2 separate regions of the Homo sapiens genome follow, and region 2 is linked to region 1. The links are chromatin contacts, found by Hi-C in ENCODE. All regions are on one chromosome and are shown on one strand. The core of a region is the stretch at or near the end of the contact, and the rest is flanking DNA. Distances in the headings are between cores, read along the strand shown. Region 1 overlaps ENOX1 (ecto-NOX disulfide-thiol exchanger 1). Region 2 overlaps ENOX1 (ecto-NOX disulfide-thiol exchanger 1).

The links. A loop is a pair of places that touch in the nucleus more often than their neighbours do. Pooled maps may share reads with other maps.
Region 2: a loop to region 1 is called in a map of mucosa of descending colon, with 3 times the contacts of the local background. The contact joins two enhancer-like sites. A Hi-C loop is called at or near these places in 2 of 168 maps with a recorded cell type or tissue (Calu3 and mucosa of descending colon) and 3 of 50 pooled maps.

Annotation. Positions count from the first base shown.
Region 1 is chr13:43,555,772-43,561,321 of GRCh38, forward strand. All of the region lies in intron 2 of ENOX1 (ecto-NOX disulfide-thiol exchanger 1), which reads right to left. Among named protein-coding and RNA genes, the nearest start is that of ENOX1-AS2, 110 kb to the left of the region's middle. Within about 2 kb of position 3,397, at least 3 of the 41 ENCODE cell types and tissues checked have a DNase peak (open chromatin) inside an H3K27ac peak, as active enhancers do.
Region 2 is chr13:43,314,523-43,320,072 of GRCh38, forward strand. The region is part of intron 11 of ENOX1 (ecto-NOX disulfide-thiol exchanger 1); the gene reads right to left. Among named protein-coding and RNA genes, the nearest start is that of ENOX1-AS2, 130 kb to the right of the region's middle. RefSeq lists an enhancer at 2,582-2,661. Within about 2 kb of position 2,734, at least 4 of the 41 ENCODE cell types and tissues checked have a DNase peak (open chromatin) inside an H3K27ac peak, as active enhancers do.

The DNA.
Region 1 (5,550 bases), core at 2,147-4,646:
TTTAGAATCATTAGTGAAGGGAGAAAAGCAGAAAGACAAAGAACACTGCTACTCTCTGGGTTGCACATTCATAATTCGCAAGTTGTAAATATGTATGAATCTGCCCACTGCAGCTAGGGATGACATACTGCTTTTTAGAGATAGCACAGAGCAGAGAAATCAAAGTAGAGGAAGGTTTGGCCATTATAACTTACCTCCTCCCACATTTAACAGTTCTCAATCTTCTCAAATCTCCCCTTACTTAAATTGCTGTCTTTTGGGGATGGCTTCCTAAAATGAAAAGAACTTCGATACCAATGAATGTTCAATGTATAGCAAAAAGCATCCCATGGTGAGCTCTCACTGTAACATGGGACGTAAATAATTGTATTTTTTCTAAATCTTTAATCGCTCCCATTCTCTTTGATGCTTCCAGGAAAACAAGCAAGCAACTAAAAGAAGTTACTAGGCTAACTTGCCCAGTTTTTTTTTTTTTAACTCTAGAACTAATTATTTCTCTTTTCTAATATGTAGTAAAAGACAAAAGAAACATTTTGCAGAGATTCATATTATAGAACATTAGGCTTTCCCTTAAGGATACGTATTTCCTCACTTACAGAGATGATAGTGAATACTGACACTATTTTGACTCCACCACAGCTTTTGCTTTGCAGTCATACTGTTTAATTAAAAATAGGTTTTTTTCTTATAAGCTCAAATTACTCTACTGTAGATCTCTCAAACTTCGTAGTAAGTTGAAGCTGAGAACTAAGAGGTCACATCAGGAAATTTATTTAGATAGGTCATAACTGGCAAATCAGCAACAAAAGAAAGCAGGGCTTCTCAACATCTTGAAACATTCATTCATGATTAATTATTTCTTTCATTCCACAATTATCTATTAGACACTTGAGTATCATGCTTGGGCTTGATGATAATTATATCAAAGAAAGTTCCCAGAAGGTTCTATTCTCAAAAAAAAAAAAAAAGTCTGACCATCTAAGTGGGTACATAAGTCACCCAATACTTAAAATGTTAGCTAACATTAGAAGATGTAAATTATATAAAAGCTGATTGTCACAAGTGCCATATATGGCTACGTGCCAAAGAAGGGCTACAGTAAACTTTTATAAAGAAACCTCTATTGGCAGGGATTACCAGGGAAGGGACTAGGGGAGAGGGTAAAAGACCTGAGCTACATAGAATTTGAATAAGTGAAAAAGAAAAGGACACATGCTTCAATCAGTAGGAAAAGCCTGGGCAAGCCAGTGCAGGCACACAGTGCAGTGCGAAGCAGGAGAGAGTTCACAGTGCAGATCAGTGGTAGGTCAGGACATTAGAGTCCCACCCCAACACGCAGGAAAGACAGTGGCTGGACTGCATATCTTAAGGTAGGAAAGTTTTTACTTCAGATGGGAGAAAAATAGAGAGTCAGGAGAATTCTGATACCATGTCCAAGTCCAAGACCATTTGGGGAGTCAAAACTGTACAGAAAGAAATATCTTCTCTAGAAGCAGCAGATTTCATGTATGGCCAGAAGGTGGTAGGGGTTTCCATAAAGCGGTCTGAGGCTATCAGGAAGCCTGTTTCTTATAGAAAAGGGGTTTCAGAAGACCCAGGGACAAGACACAATTTCAGGAAAGGGGCACTGGGAGGATGGTTCTTTTAGCAGAAACCTCCTCACAGGAACAGGGATGAGTGCCTAAGGGAGGAGCTCCTGCCTGGGAGAGGCAAGAAAGGCAGAAATGAGAAGCAGGGTGGCTCTGACTTATCTTCCTGGTCTAAATGGAACCTAGTGTCTTGCTGGTTCAGGAGCCTCATTCTGGCCTAGAAATAGCACCCCACTTCCACCTCACCAGCCAGGTTCCAACCGTATAAGTAGTTGAGCTGAAAACAGGAGATTCATTTTGTGTGGTGCATACCCATAGTTCCAGCTACTCAGGAGGCTGAGGCAGGAGGATCATTTGAGCCCAGGCATTCGAGGTTGCAGTGAGCTATGATCATGCCACTGCCCTTCAGACTGGGTGACACAGTGAGATCTTGTCTCTAACAGAAGTTTTAAATTTTTAAAAAATTCATTTTGTGGTTGTAAGTACAAAAAAAACCTCAATAATGATGAGAAAAAAGATATACGAAGATTTGTTGGTTAGGAGATCATAGCTGATAGGGTGTGTACTACTTACTACAACTGCTATTCTCCCACACTCACACTATCTCCTGTCTTAAGAAGTTTAAGCAAATCTAGGCCCAGTGTCCCACTGAGGGAAATCACAAGAGGACTTAGAGGGGTCCCATCCATGAGAGCTGCACCATGAGTACATGCTACTTGGAAGGCTGCTTCTGTGGTCATTCTGAGAGCTGGGAAACCAACCTGGTGCTGAGCTGTCCAGAAGGCAGCATCTGCTGATTCTGGTACCACTGGGAAGAACAGGACACATCTTTACTAGGGAACCAGCTGCTAGTCAACAGCTGCCCCTTCTGCTCCCCAATAAGCACCTTTCTGATTACTGTCAGTTTTTCAGCAGAAAGGCCATCAGCTGTTGTGTTAATGATGGGGCTTCACTGGTTGGAAGAATTTTGCAGTCTCCAGTCTGAACTATTCCTCTGGGTGTCCTTATTCAAGCAGCAGTTAATTTGAAAACAATTAGCTGGTTGTTCACTTCCTTAAGGCAAAGCAATACTGGATGGGCTACCAGGTTGGACTAAGATTCCAGCAGAACACTCTGAAGGAGCCAGGATATTTCTAGGATGGGTCTGCTTTGTGTTGGCTTCAGGAAAAGTCTAGCATTTCTAACCCTGATCATTGGGAATTAGTCACTATTTCCCTTAGTTGCTCTGGCAGGCTTTCATTTATTTTTGCCTGGGTGACAAGGAGACACTTCTACATTTCAACATTAAACAGACTGGACGATTCATTTGTTTTCTTCTTTTTTTCACTCTTCCAGGTAAAGGGAAAATGGATCCTTATGGTGAATTATAGATGAGAAATCAATGAAAGATACAGAGACTAAAGAGAAGTAGAGTTTTATAAAAAGCAACTGGATTTGTTTTATAAAGTAGCAGATTTCCTTTTACAGGCTGGCCAACATAATCTTTGGGACTGAAATATCTTTCTGATAAGAGTATGTATTTTCTGTCACTGAATCCTCTACTTATATCCCCTGCCACACTTCATCCTGTTAATGAGGACAAAACAATATGAGGAAAGTTTTTCTGTTTTCCTCAGTCTCCCAATTCCTCACCTCTCTTCTCTGCAAACCACTCGGCTTCCATAACAAAAAGGATGACACAAACAGAGTAAAAATATGTTACCAGAGACTTTCTCAGTTCATGGCAATATTCAGTCAGCTAAATCTGGCAAACTCATACACATCTGGCCTGCTGGCAAGTCTGACTAGAATTCAGCTGTGCCTGTACAAGGAAGCAGGGGAACAGCATTTAGAGTTAGACAGCCCTATGGCCTGCTGAATCCTCAAATATGCAAGGGGCTTATTCACAAAATGCTTCACAAAAAATGGCTCCTCCAAACACATGCATACTTATTTGATGTTTTTATACTTTTTTCTTTTCAGTGCTAAGCCATCTTCTTTAGTTAGAACTATTTTTATCCTTTGTCACTTTATAAACTGCAATGGAATTCAGTATTCCATGTACAACCTTAATTTTCTGTATGACATGGAAAACAATATGGGAATCAGAGGGACTTAAAACTAAGTCTATGGAGCCCAATTCCCAAATTGCAGATTTAGGTCTTACTGTCTCTCAGGCAGATTAGATGACTTCTGAAAAGAAATACTTATTTAAATATGCTTATTTTATTGTTATTGAGGTATGCATAAATTATCCCGTTATAGCTATCCAAAACTGTGAACAACAGAACAAGACCCCAAACTGCAGAGAATATATCAACTCAGTTGCAAAAGATAAGACAGTAGGAAAGGTGCCATACAGAACAATATTGGGAGTTAGCATCATGAAGAAGGTTAGCAAGATGTGTTTATAATACAACTTTCATTCCAACAGAAATTATAACATGCTAAGAGCATGGACCTCGAGGAAAAAATATCTATTTTGGTGGGCTAAGTAACTTTTGGAAAAGACTAAAACACAAACTCCTTTAGTAAAATGCTTTAATATACTCTAGGCCTTTTCTTTAAAAGTAAGGTATGATTAAACTAAAACTTTCAAGTAGTTCAATGAACTAAGCAAGAACTGTTGGCTTCCCTCCAACCATAGTCCCACTTGCTAGAGATAATAACCATAAAAGTTTCATGTGCAGCCCACACATAAACAAGCATATACAGCTGCATATTTACACACGTGTGTATTTGCTGGTACAGGCCTAAAATATGGAAACATTTGCTATTTTATTAAAAAGTGCTCATACCATATATAATATTCATGCAACATTGTTCTGTATCATTGACATAGATGGGTTTGTTCTTTTTAATGGCTATTTTATGTACTATTGAACAGGTATGCTATAATACCTATATTCCTATTGGTATGCTTTTAGGTTACTTCTGAGTTTTAACAATTAAAAAATACGCAATATGTCTTCTTACAATTATAACTTTCTAACTTGTATAGATAGAACTAAAACTTCTCCAAAAATTATTATTCCAAGCTACACTCCTTCCAACAGAGTAACAATTTCTCACCACCACTAGATAGCATCAACTGTTTAAATTGTGTCCAATGGACAACTGAAAAATACTCTCTTATTTTAATTTTTGCCATCATTAATGAGGCCATCTTTGCTTGGCTGTTATATTTTTCTTTGAATAGCCCATTCATATTCTCTATTTGTTTTCTTCCACTGAGTTGTTACTTTTTACTAATTGAGTCCCTTGTTTCACAGAGAAATTAGCCCATCATCTGTCATGTGTACTGCAAATATAATTCCTAATTTTTCATTTGTCTATTGGCTTTGGTTTTGTTTTGGAATGAGGAGACAGTCTTCTAGAAAATAAGACATATTAAATAATATATTGGTAATTGTAAAGCACAGATTGTATGGCGCCAGCCATCATGTGCTTTGTTCAGGTGTCATGCTTATCTTAGGTAACAAGGTCACCAGGATTAATTAGTGAAAATCCTGCTGAGTTTCAGATCATCTCAGTGGCCCTCTATAAAGTGTTCTCACTCACCTGGCAGCCTCCTTTCTTAATCTCAGTTGGAATCTCAACCACAAAGTGGTTGCTCCTTGTATCTAGAAGTCATTTAAAAGACAGTAATCAAAATTTCTGTTCTCTTTTATTTGTTCCTCTGCTTCCCTATCAATAATTCTGGGAGGAGTGGGAGAGAGAACAGTGCGTAATCAAAAGGCAGACCTAGCAAATTATTATTTTATTGATAAAATAATTCAGCAAATTCTCAATATTCCTGCTTCACAGTGATTACCCTAGATTTTATATTTTAGGGTTTTGCACCTACCTCTTATCATCACCCCACTAACTAGAGTGTAGTCTGTGTAGGACACCGATTAGACTCACCCCTGGTTTGGCAGGCAAAGAATGCCAAGGCAAAAGCACAGCCGACAAAGCTCCCTGTACTTGTGCAGATAGAGAG
Region 2 (5,550 bases), core at 1,484-3,983, 240 kb before region 1:
ATGTCACCTACTGTGTTTTGATGAACAATACAGTATAAAAGCAGAGGAGAATTAGGACAATGATGTTCATCAACAGCACATCACTGTGCTAAGAGGCTGGTAACAGTGTATGTTTTAATGTGGCCTAGTACTGATTCTTTTGGCCAGTGTCCTACTTTAACAATGTTACAGTCACACTTCAAGATTTCAGATGGAGAGGTAGAGAAGAAAATCAATAGATACTATTTTTCCACTACCAACTGGCCTACATATATATAGCTTCTCTGCCATACTCACATTCAAGGGACCTAAAAGATGCCTTTGGAAGGTCTGGCCCAGTTACCATGCTTTTAATAACCTCAGGAATCTACTCTGACCACCTCAAAGATTTTAGCTTCATCTCTCAAAGGTCCACAGGAAAGAGCCTATGATCCAGGAAGAATACAAACTTATTTGTTCTCTATTTTCTATTCCATTAATATATAAAAAGAAAACTTTTAACAAAGGCTTGCTTGTTACACAAGGACTCTTGTCTGAAACCAAAATCATGTAGAATTTTATTCCTGAGCCTTAAAAAATACACGGAAAAATACTTATGTAGTTAACTGTGCAAAAGAAAAAAATTAGAAGCCAAAACATTCTTCTGTAATGTTATAACACAATTTTGTTTTCTTCTTTATTCATTATTCTTAGTTGTTAGGTTTTCAAAAATGACCAGGTATTATTTTTATTCAAAAAACAACTTTCATTTTTTAAAATGTTACATGCTGCTAGAGCGCAATGAGGTGACCTACTGAAAGTGTTTTCTATGAGCATCTGCTAGAATCACAGGTGAGCATTTGACAAAATTCATCGATGTTGTAAAGGGTAATCCGTTTTTCAAAATCAGAGATTCCTGAGTATTGCTTATAAATGAAAACGGAAAATCAGGAATAAATTCTACTGAAGAATTCTCTCCTGTGTTTAGGAAAGAACAACAACAATAAAAAGCTTACAAAGTTGCCCAGATTCTGTCATCTAAACTCCTTCAAAAAATATCCTGATTTTTTCTAGAAGTTGTGCAAACCGCACTTAAATTCCAACAACACTGTGTTAATTTTGCTCAAACGCAAGCTGAAAACATATTTTAACATCCTGTCAGAATGAGATACTAAGAGTGTCGATAAAATGACACTAAAATAAATGTAAATTTGGATTGCTGTTACAAGTGGCTGCTTGGCTCTGCTAAGACGTTAGGTTGCTATAGTACTTTCCATAGCAACTTTGCATCTTATTACATAAATATTCCCTCAGTGTCCTTCAAGCCTGCTACAGAAACAGGATTAAATCCACTCTCCTATGTAATGATCCTGCATCAAACCTTACCGGAATGAAATGCCCAGAACACATAATAAACTGTAATGTAGATAATGGTGTTCCTGGCAGTCAATAAGCATCAGGGCACTTTGGGCTGCACACAGGCGGCGGTGCAGTGACCCTGTACTACTCCCTGGTCATGCGTCTTAACCTTTCCCAGGTCAAGGCGTCAGTGGCTCTCCCTTTGTGAAGATTGGTTGCTCATGTCCTCATTCTCCTCCTCTCCCTGCCAACTGCCCATCAGCTCAAGCCCTCCACCAGGCTCAAGGGACTCATAGCACTAAGCAAGAAGCCAGGGCCTGACAGGAGCTGGGAACATGCTGGGCTGTCATGCAGGAAACTTTGTGGAGACCCCACCCAGGTCTAAGCTAGGATCAAACAGGTATGGATTGTTTAAGAACTTCAGCTAGGCCTCAGCTGAATTTCACCGAGGTGTGGCACAGTTGAGTAGTTAAGAGTATTAGGGAAAGTCCTTGGTCCTGTAGACACCAATGTCAGCAACACAGATTAATCTTACATAAAATACCAGATTATGGAAAGTTTGTGCACATATGAGAGAGATGTCAAGAATCATGGCATTGATAGGTGCTACATAAAAATAGGATTATAAAGGGGCTAAGCTTAAAGACAGTTTAGGCTCCAAGTGTGAATTTACAAAACAAACACAGTCTGGTTGGGCAGAAGGAGTGCTTCCATTGAAATGGAATCTTCTGCTACAGGATCAATTTAAATAGCATCTGTTTTCCTGCATTTAAAAGGTGAAGCAATTTACAAAAAAAAAAAAAATTCTACACTTTTCAGAAGCATATCCATTACGGAAAGGGAATTGTAACTGCACATGAAATTAGGGAACTTAAAAATCCACCCAAAATAAATATTTATTTGAATTCCTTGGGCAAGATTAGCAAGATTAAAAGAAAAAAAAAAAAAGGAAAGAAACAGGAAAGCCTTGGCTCCTTTGCAAATGAAACTCTGTTTAGAGTTTAGGAAGAAAGCAGGCTACTCAGCCCACCTTGCAAGATTTCTTTTATCATCTTTAAGCCACATTAGTTCTGATTCATCACATTTCCTTGTTTGGCCCCCTTGGGTTCCCAGAAGAGAAAATGCTTGTCTTTAATTCAGTGGTCAGTGATGGACACACCCCACTGGTCTATTTCTCTTTCAGGAGATGGTGCCCTCGGCTGTCATTACATGTGAAAACAGCTTATCCTTCTATGCTTCCACTCAACACAGACACCCCTGCCCTTGGGGTCTGCTGGCGCCCGGAGCTCAGATCCTGGCATGTGGCCTCAGACTGAGCCATCTCACTTTCAGTGTCTGAATTCTCTTGTCCCTCTGCCAAGTTCTGAGCCAATCTCGGGTGAGCCTGCTTTCAGTTACATTCAGTGCTTCCTAAAAGGAAGTTTCTACCAGTGTGAATGACAGAGCCCCTTGCAGTTGGCCCCTTCAGTCAGCTGCTGCACCCTGGTCTGGTATTTAGTAACCCTCTCCTTCTTCTGTGCCTGGCTGGTGATGGGGTAACAGTGAGCCTCTTCTTAAGCTTGTGCCTGATTATAATCTTCCTGATGGGCATTTTTAAGGATCTTTCAGAAGTACTACCACCCAGAAAATACTTAATCAGAAAAAATAGGTTGTCCTGCTATTCAAAGAAATCAATGGGATGGTCAGAGAGCCCTATTATTATTATTTTTATTACTTATTTTTTTTTTAACATAAATCTTCCAGCTACATATATAACTATTCAGATAGGCTGATACTGCTAGTTCCAACCAAACCTAATTATGAGTTCCTAATTTGATTTAGTGGCTGAAAGATTTGGAAAGTCCTTGTTTGAATTCTTAGTGAAATTAAAAAAAAAAAATTCCGGGCCAGGCGTGGTGGCTCATGCCTGTAATCCCAACACTTTGGGAGGCCGAGGTGAGCGGCTCACTAAGTCAGGAGATCGAGACCATCCTGGCTAACACGGTGAAACCCCGTCTCTACTAAAAATACAAAAAATTAGCCAGGCGTGGTGGCGGGTGCCTGTAGTCCTAGCTACTCGGGAGGCTGAGGCAGGAGAATGGCGTGAACCCGGGAGGCAGAGCTCGCAGTGAGCCAAGATCATGCCACTGCACTCCAGCCTGGGTGACAGAGCAAGACTCCGTCTCAAAAAAAAAAAAAATTCCTTTGTACCTATGTTATGGTGAATTTTCATGAAAAATTGACAGCTCAGAAAAACACTCTTCATAATTTAGAGTGTCTGCTCCTATAAGGAGCTCAGAGTTTAAATGAAATGCAGTTAAAATCCAAAAACATTTGTTTGTGTATTATGGAAAGGCATAATGATTGTCTACTGAGCAAGGGACTTTTTAGTTTTACTCTTCTAACATTTGTGTTCAAAGTACACTCATCAAATATTGGGTGAGGTACATACACTATGTAGTGATGTTCATTTTGGTTTATAATAAATTTAATTTACCAGCTTTAGGACATCCCTAATATTTTTAACTGAAAACACTTTTTTCAAATGAGTCTTACACCCTAGAGAACTGGGTACCCTGTATCTAACTAACTCTGTGTGCCCTGGGTCCACAGCACCTTGGACATACAAAATGTAGATAATCAAAACAGTGCTGGGTTAAAGCTCTCTGGGCCATGGCCTGTTCGCCATGTGACACTGAATTTTGTACGTATAAAGTTCTGAACATTTTGTTTGAACATGCCTCTTTAATACTTGCCATTTCAATTTAATTAGAGCAAATGTTCTCAGGGTTATCATCCTCCTATCAACTTCTGGGACAAAGGCATCGAAAACATTAAGATCAGAAGAAGGGGAATATGAATTGAAGTCCACAGACTTTTATTGATTACGTACTTGGGGAAAGGCCCAGGGCCACGTGTTGGAGGATGACTAAGATAACAAGCAGAGTTAACATTTATTGAGTACTTACTAGATGCTCAACACTGTAAGTAAAGTCAGAAGTGCCTTGCATGCATTGACTTATTAACTCTCACAATACTAAAACGTATCGGGTTTTGCCATCTGAGGCCTTACAATCTAGGACAGCCTTCCTCTTTCCTTTCTCCTTTTTATTTCTTGCGAACGCTATCCCGCCCCACAGAGTCAACCTGGAGGGAGAGAGGGAGGAAGGGAGTGGAAAAGGGTAAGGGAGAAGGAGAGAGGGAGAGAGAGGGAGGGAGGAAGAGAGAGAGAAAGAGAAAAAGGAAGAACAGATCTGGATTTTAAAGTCTGGCTTCATTTCAGTAGGAGGCAGACTAAACAACAATAAATTTGAATTTTTATCAAAAATTATCTTCACAGGCTTCAGAGCAGGATGCCGATCTTCTAGAATGAATGCTTCAATAAATCTGTCATTATTTTTGAATTTATTAACAAAATTGATTTTCATTTTTATCAGCATCTTAGTTTTGCTCCAGTGAACTCCTTTTCCCCTTTAAGATTCAACTGATCAAGAAGAGTGAACACCCCACCCAGAATTCTATTGTAGATACTGCAGAATTATAGCCAAAGACATATTGCAAATTATTATATATGGTAAAAAGAAAAGTACAATGAAATATTCTTCATAACCAAAAAGCAGAGATATATTGAAACATTTTGATTATTTTTTAAAAAGTAAACCCAAGGTATCATATAAGTCCTTACACAATAAATTGTGCCTTTCCTAAAAACCAAACAAGTCAATTATTTCCATCTCTTCCCTGCCCCCCAAAATAAAACCCATTACAGGGTACTTTTTGTCTTAGTATGGAGATGACAAGCAAAGCTGGCCCTGGGGGACCACAGACAGAGCGCCCTGCAGTGGGTGCAGCCTCAGCACCTCCTCCCGGCACAGGCAGGTGACAACTGAAGGATATTCTCTTCTGGAATTTCCAAGAATTCCTGGGTCAGCTACTACCCAGGAGGTCTGAAGCAAAATCCCACTGTTTAAGCAGAGAGGAAATTGGCAGGGGATTCCTTACAGCATGGAGAATTTCACTTCCATTACAGCACTGGCAATTCCCCTGTTAGTGAATTAGAGTGCTACATTTTGAGAGGACTGCTCCTATGTAGGTGACTGGCAGATGCAAATGTGTACCTAAAAACAAGGGATGTGTCACCCAAGAAGATACCGCTGGAAGGTGTTTCCCTCGGGCTATGGCCTCCATCCTCCTGCTTCAAGCAACAGTTAGCAGGGATTTGTCTGAGGTTTGAACAAAAGACCAGATGGGAAT